Regions from separate parts of the Homo sapiens genome. Here region 2 is linked to region 1. Evidence: chromatin loops called from intact Hi-C (ENCODE). Cell type or tissue: adrenal gland. All regions are shown on one strand. Links, peaks and the distances in the headings refer to the core of each region. The heading gives the core; the rest is flanking DNA.

What was found. Hi-C counts contacts between places; a loop is a spot of excess contacts. Peaks named below come from ENCODE experiments on the same cell type or tissue, not always from the same donor. Only the 100,000 strongest peaks of a DNase experiment are listed, where the experiment ranks them.
Region 2: it touches region 1 in a loop (2.5-fold over the local background); 8 of 110 quality-filtered maps call a loop at or near these places.

Annotation. Positions count from the first base shown.
Region 1 is chr3:136,760,865-136,768,114 of GRCh38, reverse strand. No RefSeq gene overlaps it. Among named protein-coding and RNA genes, the nearest start is that of STAG1-DT, 12 kb to the right of the region's middle. In adrenal gland, for the core only: no CTCF peak of the experiment used is centred there; no DNase peak of the experiment used is centred there.
Region 2 is chr3:136,992,495-136,997,494 of GRCh38, reverse strand. It overlaps IL20RB (interleukin 20 receptor subunit beta), which reads right to left. Exons shown (of 7, transcript NM_144717.4): 6 at 1,939-2,081. Among named protein-coding and RNA genes, the nearest start is that of IL20RB-AS1, 13 kb to the right of the region's middle. RefSeq lists a silencer at 2,294-2,588. In adrenal gland, for the core only: no CTCF peak of the experiment used is centred there; a DNase peak (open chromatin) is centred at 2,431; H3K27ac peaks cover 1,588 bases.

The DNA of each region.
Region 1 (7,250 bases), core at 1,124-6,123:
AACCCCACCCATATGACCTAATTTAACCTTAATTATCTCTTAAAAGTCCTATCTCCAAATATAATCACATTGGGGACTAGGGTTTCAATACAGATATTTTGGGGGATATATTTCAGTCCATAGTACCAATCAATTCCATCATCCTTATAGTTGCTATTTCCCCCATGTTTCTCAAATGCTTAATACATCATATCTGTAAATATATACTCTTTTACTGGTGTATCAACCCAATTGACCATGCATGAAAGTTTTAACAATTGGACTGTAATCTTGTGATAGGGGTCCTCATTGTCAGGTGGGCAGCTAGTGATCATGCTCCAAAGTCCCATCTTAGTGCCTGCTTTCTCATACCTCACTCCTGCCACCAACTGTCATAGGTTGGGTTCCTGGGAAGCAAACTATGAAACAGAATTTAACAGGCAGGTTATTTATTAAGGAGTGCCCTTGGGGTTAGCACTTGTGGAACAGAGGGGGAAGGACACGGATTGGGCAGAGAGAGATTATGCAGATTACATAGGGAGTCTGGGATGTTACAATTGACCTTTAGAGTTGTCCCAAGTTGGGCTAAGATGGTCAAGCTCTTATACCTTCACGTTAAGGTTTTGCTTGTTTGTTTGTTTTGTTTTGTTTCTGTGTGTGTGTGTGTGTGTGGTGGGGTGGGACGGGGGACAGCATTTGGCTCTGTTGTCCAGGCCGGACACAATCTTGGCTCACTGCAACCTCCACCTCCTGGGGTCAAACCATCCTCCCACTTCAGCCTCCCATGTCCCTGGGACTGCAGGCTCATGCCACCATACCTGGCTAATTTTTCTATTTTTTTAGAGATGGGGTTTTGCTATATTGCCCAGGCTGGTCTCAAACTCCTGAGCTCAAGCCATCCACCCACCTTGGCCTCCTGAAGTGCTAGGATTATAGGCGTGAGCCACCATGCCTGGCCTCTTATACCTTCACTTTGATCAGCAATTGCATGTGGGCCACTTGGGAAGGAACCTAACCTTGAGCAAGGTGGCGCTCTGCAAATGTAGCAATTCTGAAGGAACCAAAGACTTACCCAACAGTGAACTCAGTAGCTAGAAGAAGTCCTTAATTAAAAGGAGAGCTTGAGGGAGTGCACAATGGCTAACACCTGTAATCCCAGCACTTTGGGAGGCCGAGACAGGCAGATCACTTGAGGTCAGGAGTTCAAGACCAGCCTGGCCAACATGGTGAAACCCCTGTCTCTACCAAAAAAAAAAAAAAAAAAAAAAAAAAAAAAAAAATAGCCAGATGTGGTAGCACGTGCCTGTAGTCCCAGCTACTTGGGGTGGCAGGTGGATCTTTTGAGTCTGGAAGATTGACGCCGCAGAGAGCCGAGATCATGCCACTGCACTCCAGCCTGGGTGACAGAGTGAAACCTTGTCTCAAAAATAAAATAAAAACATCAGGAAAGTTTACATAAAGTTGCTGTTGATTTGCTAAATGTAATAGTCTGATCATGACACTGAATAAATGTCTCAAAAAAAGACAAAAACTATGTATGGATGTCCATTAGAAAGTAAATGAAAAAATTGTAGTATAATCATGCAATGGACTACTATAGCAGTACTGAAAAGGAATGAACAGTTAATTCACACCACATGGATGAATCTCAAAATAATTTTGTTGAATAAAGAAGACAAAAAAGTACATGATGTATTATTCCCTTTATATAAAATTCTAGAAGATGCAATTAATCTGCAGTGACAGAAAGCAGATCAGTGGTTACCTGGGGATAAGATAAATAAAGGAGGTTTGGGGAAGACAGTTTACAAAGGATGATGAGGCAACTTTTGGAGTTGATGGATATATTAATTGTTATTCTTATTTTTTTTTTTTTTTGAGACAGGGTCTCACTCTGTCACCCAGGCTGGAGTGCAGTGGTGCGATCACAGCTCATTGCAGTCTTGATCCCCCTGGCTCAAGGGATCCTCTCACCTCAGCCTCCCAAGTAGCTGGGACTACAAGCATGTGCCACTGCACCCAGCTATTTTTTTGTTTATTTTTTTCTAGAGTCAAGGTCTCACTATATTGCCCAGGCTGGTCTTGAATTCCTGAGCTCATGCAATCTTCCTGCCTTAGCCTCTCAAAGTGCTGGGATTACAGACAGACATGAGCTACCATGCCTGGCCTATATTCATTATGTTGATTGTGGTGATGGTTCCATGGGTATACATATATGTCATAGTTCATCAAATTATAAACTTTAAATATGTGCATTTTTGTTATATGTCAATCATATCTCAATGAAACTGTATCAAACATCTATATATATATAGTACTATATACTCAGTACATGTCTGCCTAGCTGTCATTGACAAAGTATATTCACTTTTAGTTTATTGATTGCTTACGTTAATTCAAAAAAATTGCAATTCTGATCATGAAAAGTTGTTACTAAATTTTTATTTCTAAAATGTTATATCACTAAGATTAAAGAGAAAGCCTAAAAGCTTCTGGAAATGAATAATAGTGGCTACCTCTGGAAAGAAAGCTAAGATTCTAGTGCGCAAGAAATAGGCAAGTAACTTTTTACTGTTTGAATTGGTAACGTGTGTAATATTTATATTAAAAAGTTCTTTTTTCAGAAATAACTTGATTGGGGAGGGTGGGGCTTGGGGAAGAAGAAATAACTTGACTATGAAATATATGTAATGAAAGATTGCAAAAGTGATCTGAATATGTTTCCATAATATATTTTAACCTAGAGATGATTTATAGCTAACTAAGTTAATTAAACATGAAAGGAAAAATTTCTGGTGGTAATGAGGGGATTAAAAAGTTAATTATTGGCCAGGCACAGTGGCTCATGCCTGTAATCCTAGCACTTTGGGAGGCCAAGGCAGGCAAATCACTTGATGTAAGGGGTTCAAGACCGGCCTGGCCAATATGGTGAAACCCAGTCTCTACTAAAAACTACAAAATTGGCCAGGCATGGTGGTGCATGCCTGTAATCCCAGCTACTTGGGAGACTGAGGTAGAATTGCTTGAACCTGGGAGGTGGAGGCTGCAGTGAGCTGAGATTGTGCCACTGCACTCCAGCCTGAGTGAAAGAGTAAAACTCCATCTTTAAGAAAAAAAATAATTAATTAATTATCTATTAAGACCACACTTCCATCCAATTTATCAGTATCACTGAAAACTAGAATGTATTATACTACATAATGCCTTGAAATTTTGAGGGAATGTAAATTCGAACTAAGTCAGAGTGACCAGCAGAATGAAGATATTTTCAAATATCCAAAAACTGGAAGTTTATCTCCCATTCTTTCATAAGTAGCTGGGGATGTTCTCCAGCAAATAAGAAGATAAACTAAGAAGACTGTATTAGTCCATTTTCACGCTGCTGATAAAGACATACCTGAGACTGGACAATTTACAAAAGAAAGAGGTTTAATGGACTCACAGTTCCACATGGCTGGGGAGGCCTCACAATCATGGCAGAAGGTGAAAGGCATGTCTCACATGGCAGCAGACAAGAGAAGAGAGCTTGTGCAGGGAAACTCCCCTTTATAAAACCATCAGATCTCTTTTTTTTCTTTTTTCTTTTTTTTTTTGAGACGGAGTCTCGCTCTGTCACCCAGGCTGGATGGAGTGCAGTGGCGTGATCTCAGCTCACTGCAAACTCCACCTCCTGGGTTCACACCATTCTCCTGCCTCAGCCTCCCGAGTAGCTGGGACGACAGGCGCCCACCACCACGCCCAGCTAATTTTTTGTATTTTTAGTAGAGACGGGGTCTCACCGTGTTAACCAGGATGGTCTCGCTCTCCTGACCTTGTGATCCGCCCACCTTGGCCTCCCAAAGTGCTGGGATTACAGGTGTGAGCCACTGCGCCGGGCCAACCATCAGATATCTCTTGAGACTTACTCACTATCACGAAAATAGCACGGGAAAGACCCACCCCCAAGATTCAATTACCTCCTACTGGGTCCCTCCCACAACACGTGGGAATTGTGGGAGCTACAATTCAAGATGAGAATGGAGTGGGGACGCAGCCAAACCATATCATTCTGCCCCAGCCTCTCCCAAATCACATGTCCTCACATTTCAAAGCCAATCATGCCTTCCCAACAGTCCCCTAAAGTCTTAGCTCGTTTCAGCATTAACTCAAAAGTCTACAGTGCAAAGTCTCATCTGAAACAGGGCAAGTCCCTTCTGCCTATGAGCCAGTAAAACCAAATGCAAGTTAGTTACTTCCTAGACAAAATGGGGGTAAATACAGCCATTCCAAATGTTAGAAATTGGCCAAAACAAAGGGGCTAAGGCCCCATGCAAGTCTGAAATCCAGCAGGGCAGTCAAATCTTAAAGCTCCAAAATGATCTCTGACTCCATGTCTCACATCCAGGTCACCTTGATGCAAGAGGTGGGTTCCCATGGTCTTGGGCAGCTCTGCCCCTGTGGCTTTGCAGGGTACAGCCTCCCTCCTGGCTGCTTTCACAGGATGGCGTTGAGTGTCTGCAGCTTTTCCAGGCACATGGTGCATTCTGGGGTCTGGAGGATGATGGCCCTCTTCTTCTCACAGCTCCTCTAGGCAGTGCACCAGTGGGGACTCTGTGTGGGGGTGCCCACCTGACATTTCCCTTCTGCACTGCCCTAGCACTGAGTGCCCCACCCCTGCAGCAAACTTCTATCTGGACATCCAGGCATTTCTATACATCCTCTGAAATCTAGGCAGAGGTTCCTCGATTCTTGACTTCTGTGCACCCACAGGTTCAACGGCATGTGGAAGCTGCCAACGCTTGGGGCTTGAACCCTCTGAAGCCATAGCCTGAGCTGTACCTTGGCCCTTTTTAGTCATGGCTGGAGTGGCTGGGACACAGGGTACCAAGTCTCTAGACTGCACAGAGCAGAGGGACCCTGGGACTGGCCCATGACACCTCCAGGCCTGTGATGGGAGGGGCTGCTGCAAAGGTCTCTGATGTGCCTTTTTTTTTCTTTTTTGAGATGAAGACTCTCTCTGTTGCCCTGGAGTGCAATGGTGCAATCTTGGCTCACTGCAACCTCCGCCTCCTGTGTTCAAGTGATTCTCCTGCCTCAGCTTCCAAAGTAGCTGGAACTACAGGCATGTGCCACCACAAATTTCTGCAGCCTGCTTGAATTTCTCTTTAGAAAATGGGATTTTCTTTTCTATCTCATTGCCAGGCTTCAAATTTTCTAAAGTTTTATGCTTTGTTTCCCTTTGAAAACTGAATGCCTTTAACAGCACCCAAGTCACCTCTTGAATGCTTTGCTGCTTAGAAATTTCTTCTGCCAGATACCCGAAATCAGCTCTCTCAAGTCAAAGTTCCACACATCTCTAGGGCAGGGACAAAATGCTGCCAGTCTCTTTGCTTAAACGTAACAAGAGTCACCTTTGCTGTAGTTCCCACAAGTTCCTAGTCTCCATCTGAGACCACCTCAGCCTGAATTTCATTGTCCATATCATTATCAGCATTTTGGCCAAAGCCATTCAACAAGTCTCTAGGGAGTTCCAAACTTTCCCACATTTTCCTGTCTTCTTCTGAGCCCTCCAAACTGTTCCAACCTCTGCCTGTTTCCCAGTTCCAAAGTTGCTTCCACATTTTTGGGTATATTTTCAGCAGTGCCCCACTCTTCTGGTACCAATTTACTGTATTAGTCCATTTTCACACTGCTGATAAAAGACATACCAGAGACTGGGCAATTTACAAAAGAAAGAGGTTTAATGGACTCATAGTTCCAAGTGGCAGGAGACCTCACGATCATGGCAGAAGTGAAAGGCACATCTTACACGGTGGCAGACAAGAGAAGAGAGCTTGTGCGGGGAAACTCCCCTTTACAAAACCATCGGATCTCATGAGACTTATTCACTATCTCGAGAATAGCACAGGAAAGACTCACCCCTCATGATTCAATTACCTCCCACAAGGTCTCTCCCACAACACATGGGAATTGAGAGAGCTACAATTCAAGATGAGATTTGAGTGGGGACACAGCCAAACCATATCGAAGACATAGATACTAGAAAAGAGTGGCTCTAACTTTGGAGTGCAGTAAAGGGAAGTCCTCAGTGGTACAGCAGAACTAAAGAACAATTAGATTAAATGGAAGCAGAAGGCCAAATGTTCTTCAGGGGTATGTACCAGGGGGCAAAAGAGAGAGCATCTCTGTAAATGGAAAAACTTGATATGATAAATTAGATAAAATATTCAGGAGGCAAAAGGGTAATTTAAAACTCCAGGAAAAACAAAGCCATACAAGTTTGCTTTTTTGTTTTTGTTTTTTTGAGACGCAGTCTTGCTCTTGTCACCCAGGCTGGAGTGCAACAGTGCGATCTCAGCTCACTGCAACCTCCGCCTCCTGGGTTCAAGTGATTGTCCTGCCTCAGCCTCCTGAATAGCTGGGATTACAGGCACCTGCCACCACGCTCAGCTAATTTTTGTATTTTTAGTAGAGACGGGGAAGTTTGCTCTCTGTTGTTGTTGTTTTGTTTTGTTTTTGAGATGGCGTCTGTCACCCAGGCTGAAGCACAGTTGTGCTATCATGGCTTACTGCAGCCTTGAATTCCCAGGCTCAGGAGATCCTCCCATCTTAGCCTCCTGAGTACCTGCGACTACAGGTGTGTGCCACCATGCCCAGCTAATTTTTTGTATTTTATTTTTGGAGAACCAGGATTTCACCATGTTTTCCAGGCTGGTCTTGAACTCTCAGGCTCAAGTGATCTGCTACCTCGGCCTCCCAAAGTGCTAGGATTACAGGCGTGAGCCACTCTGCCCAGCCCGTTTGTGATCTAAATATGAAGCAAAGATATTTGGGCAATTGTTAATAAGGGAAGATAATCCATTTGATCCTGATGCTTTCTATATTTTCCTTTGAGTGGTTTTCTAGTGGTTTTCACGGTGGTTCAGTGGTTCTGTAAAAGAGAAGATGTAATCCTAGCACACTCCTTAGTCTGGAAGTTGGCTATTAACTGTGTCAACCTATGGACAAAACACAAAAGACTTCTTGTGTTTAAGGGAGGTGAGAAAAAGGTGTGAAGGAAGAATGGTGGTGTTAATAGTGGAGAGTTGTAATACTACCTAAAGTTGAAATGTTATCTAGTGTTTTATCTTGTATTATTCAGAGTTACAAAGAAGCGTGGTGGCTCATGCCTGTAATACCACCACTTTGGGAGGCTGAGGCAGGCAGACCACCTGAGGTCAGTTTGAGAGAAGCCTGACCAACATGGTGAAACCCCGTCTTCACTAAAAATATAAAAATTAGCTGGGCATGGT
Region 2 (5,000 bases), core at 1-5,000, 230 kb before region 1:
AAATCATAACAAAATCTGAATACATTTAAATGTCAAAATATGAATACACTTAAAACAGAGCCTCGAAATACATTAAGGAAAATCTGACATAAAGAGAGAAACAGGCCAGGTGCAGTGGCTCACGCCTATAATCCCAACACTTTGAGAAGCCAAGGTGGGTGGATCATGAGGTCAGGAGTTTGAGACCAGCCTGGCCAACATGGTGAAACTCCTGTCTCTATTAAAAATACAAAAATTAGATGGGTGTGGTGGCAGGCGTCTGTAATCCCAGTTACTCAGGAGGCAGGAGAATTGCTTGAACTCAGAAGGCGGAGGTTGCAGTGAGCCAAGATTGCGCCACTGCACTCCAGCCTGGGCGATGACAGCGAAACTCCGTCTCGAAAAAAAAAAAGAGAGAGAGAGAGAAAAACAGATATGCCCACACTCGGTGGCATTTTGATATCCTACTCTCAATATTAAAACAACTATACAAAAAAAAATGACAAAGATGATCTGAACAATACCACGAAACATTTTGACCTAATTGATATATATAAAACACTTCCCCAATAACTGCAGAATACATATCCTTTTATGCTTCAAGGTACTTTGAGACCCTCACGTTCTTGCTAAAGGGTAATAAAGGCCCACCCTGTTTCCCAGGGTATGATATATCCCATTGCCTTTATGCATAGCAGTAAGCCATTCGTGATTCAGAGAAGGATGGAGGGGGAACTGATAAAAAGGACACTGCCAAGCTTTATGAAAAGAAATGAGTCAATAAATATAAAGCCTTAGAACAGTATCTGGCACTTAGCTCTGTACTAGTATCAGCTAACATCGTTATGACTACCTGGAAGTATGGGAAAGAAGGGAGATCTGGCATTAGGATAACAGAGTGGAGGGGTGTCCTGAAGACTGAATTATAGTAAGAATTATTCCTCCTGTTTAGGGAGAGAAAGCAGGGCCACAGGGATGTCACAAGGATGACTCCTTTCAGAAAGAGTGACTCCAGGCTGATAAGGAGCTATGGGCATGTATAAGTTGCAGGTAGTTCTGGCTTTAGTTGCTTTTCAGAAGCTGACACTGGCTCCCTCTTCCCAGGAGAGAACTGTGAGAATTCCCTAGGGTGACAGGGATGGGGCTTTTTGATTTTGTTTTTGTTGTTTTTGTTTTGTTTTGTTTTATTGCACTGCTTTGTGTGGTTGAGGTCTGGGGGTTGGCGGGAAACATCTGGAGAGGCAGCCAGAGAACATGGGGGAGCTGTTGGAGGCCTGCTTTTGTGTTTCCCCTACGATTGCATGGGTGCATGGGTCCTATACCCACTGGAGAGACCCAGACCTGTGGTCCAGGGCCCTCAGGAGTAAGATAAGAATTCTGACCTCATGAGGATCTGAGAATACAGGTAGGGTCCCCTAACTCAGGCAGTCACTATCAAGGTCCAGGTTGCTGTCCCTTCACCCCACCCTACCCCACCAAAATCAAAACACAGTCCATGCCTCCCATGTACATCTTCTTCACTCTGAGAACAATGAGGCTTTTGGCATGTGAATTGAATAAGTTGGGTTGGAACATGTTATTGGGTGTAGCTGCTGTTACAATTGTGGGAAGAGGCCAAGAATGCTCAGCAGGCCAGTCTGGGAGGGTAAGACCATGAGTGACTCCTGCAATGCTGAGCATCCTGGGCTGGGCAACACATCTTCTCTCTTTGCCATCCCAGGTCCTGGGAGAAAGCAGAAGTGGCTTGCCTCAGGAAGGTCACCACGCCCTGGAGAAGGGAGATTTCTTCCAGTACCTCTAGTTAGAAATGAAGTATTTTATAAGTATTCCTCTCCCCTCTCTGTGCAGATGCCTATAATCTCATGATAGAAACATGGAAACATGTGCCCATGCCCAGCTAAGGCCCAAACTACATCTGGTCAGTGTTATACTGAAAGGAATAAAGAACTACTCTATTACCAAGGTGTCTGGGAGGACCACCACGGGGCAACAGGAGTACTGGAGCAGCCGGCCCATTTTCCAGACGAACAGTGGCACGACCACAAGGATCAGCATGAAGCCAACAAAGGCAAACAGGGCCAGTACCAGGGGAATGGCCTCTCCTGGAAACAAAAGATAAAAACAGGCTTAGAAAACAGCAGCAAAGATTAAAACTTCAATCCTGAGCCTCCCCCGGTTTCCTGGAGTTGACTCTGCACATTGGCTAAGACGGCAGATAACAGAATCCTGAGATTTGATGTGTGCCCTAGTGACCAAAATTACCACCATTAAAAGCATTTTTCTAGAATCCAGATGAAGGCATGGTTTCCAGAAAGCCCCAGGGAAGATTAAAATCTTTTCCTTGTGACACAAAAGGGAGGAGTATCATGTGTTAAGCCAATTGCTGTGTTAGCACGTACCTTGGCACCACTGCCAGGAGGAAGGCAGAGTGCCAAGCCCTGGGCAGGATGAGGGGGAGGTATTGAAAGAGAACAGCACAGAATGGGGCTGGGCGGTAACTGAAAACAAAGTGTGTTTCACAATTCACTCTTGGCATTGATTCATGTTATGGAGGAAATTGTTCAGAAAACAGTCAGAAAATAACTACAATATATCAAGCCCCTATTTTGTAGGCTAGGGCTACTACTGCCTTCCAGAACTATGCTGGGGGCTGGACGTGTAGTTGCTTGTTCTTCACAATGAGTGTGAGTATCCCTGCTTTTATAGAAGAGGAATCTATGCTCAGAATGGTTAAGTGAGCTACCCCAGGTTACCCAGGTAGGACTGGCTCCAAAGCTCACAGTCATTCTACCAAATAATTGTAGCAGAAAAGGCCCGATCTGAGCATCTGGAGATGCAGAAGAGGGGACAGGTTATTTTCCCATCTCTCAGTTCTATGTAACCTTGAGCAACTCCATTAGCCTCTCTGGGCCAGGCTACTCACCTGCAATGTGAAGGGTAGCCCAGTCAATGAGACTGGAGAAGCTGGTGGACTTGTGGCTGGGGGCACTGTACATTGTTTCCATGATTTTGGAAAATATTTTGGTGGTATGCATCAAGAGATACACCAGTGTTCATACCCTTTCATCCACTCCTGCAATTTTTTATTTTTAATTTTTGTAGGTATATAGTAGGTGTATATATTTATGGGGTACATGAGATGTTTTGATACAGGCATGCAATGTGAAATAAGCACATCATGGAGAATAGGTAGCCATCCCCTCAAACATTTATCATTTGAGTTACAAACAATCCAATTACACTCTTTAAGTTATGTTAAAATATACAATTAGGTTATTGTTGACTATAGTCATCCTATTGTGCTATCAAATAGTAGGTCTTATTCATTCTTTCTGTTTTTTTCGTGCCCATATCCTCACTTCTCCCCAACTCCTGAAATTTTAATTCCAAAAACTAATTCCAAGGAAGGAAACAACTATATACATAAGTCAGTTCTTAGCAACATCTGAACTAGAGCAACAGCCTTTCATTTACATATATTGACATATAGATTTTTTTTTTTTTTGAGACAGTCTTGCTCTGTCACCCAGGCTGGAGTGCAGTGGCGCAATCTCGGCTCACTGCAACCTCTGCCTCCTGGGTTCAAGCGATTTTCATGCCTCAGCCTTTCCAGTAGCTGGGATTACAGACGTGCACCACCATGCCTGGCTAATTTTTGTATTTTTAGTAGAGACAGGGTTTCATCACAATGGTCAGGCTGGTCTCAAATTTCTGACCTCAGGTGATCCACCTGTCTCGGCCTCCCAAAGTGCCAGGATTACAGGCATGAGCCACCACACCTGGCTCTTTAAAAATGAGGGAGAACCATCATTCTGAGCAAACTATCGCGAGAACAGAAAACCATACACTGCATGTTCTCACTCATAGGTGGGAACTGAACAATGAGAACACTTGGACAAACAGCGGGGAACATAACACACTGGGGCCGGTCATGGGGTGGGGGTTGGGGGAGGGATAGCATTAGGAGATATACCTAATGTAAATGACGAGTTAATGGGTGCAGGAAACCAACATGGCACATGTATACATATGTAACAAACCTGCACTTTGTGCACATGTACCCTAGAACTTAAAGTATAATAAAAAAGAATGAGGTAGATCCATATGTATTGACATGAAAAGATGTTCACAATATACTACTGAGTGAAGACAAGCCAAGTACAGAGTAGTAGGTACAATATCATCCCATCTATGTGTGTGAGCATTGGTACCACACAGACAACGCCTGGAAGATTAAACGCCAGACTCACCAACGGAAACCTCCTGAGTGATGTGCAGGAGAATGGGGCACACTCACCTCTTTATTTATTTATTAAAATGAGACGAGGTCTCGCTATGTTGCCCAGGCTGGTGTTGAACTCCTGGGCTCAAGCAATCCTTCTGCCTCAGCCTCCCAAAGTGCCGGGATTACAGGTGTGAGCCACCATGCCTGGCCCTCCTCTTACTTTATATGCTTTGGTGTTGTTTGGATTGTTAAGCAAGCTTGACTTGTATGATTTTATAAAGTAGCATAAAATAGTAATCAGGAAATCTGCATGAAAAATGTTATGGATATGATATTTGTGAAAAAGCAGGCACAAAATGTGTATGTTATAGGACTACAGCATGTGCCTACACATGGCAATGACTGAAGGATGATGCCCTAAATGAGCTGAGCATGGTGGCTCACACCTGTAATCTCAGCTCTTTGGAGGCCAAGGCCCAGGCAACAGAGCAAGACCTTGTCTCTACATATGAAACAAAATAAATTTTTTTAGAAAGAAAAATAAATAAATAAATATACTATATAATTAAGATAATAATTCGTCTTTTTAAAAAAATAGTTCTATTTTTAAAGACTAAAAGGCTATACACAAAAATGTAACTAGTGATGTTTGAGTGACAGATCATGGGATGTAGGCTCTTGTTTGGTTTTGCTTCTTTTCAAAGGGTTTTTAAACATTGTAGGTTTTCTGACCTTAAAATATTCAAGGGAAAAGAGTAATTCAAACAAGAGGATTCTCTAGGCTTTCCATAAGGTC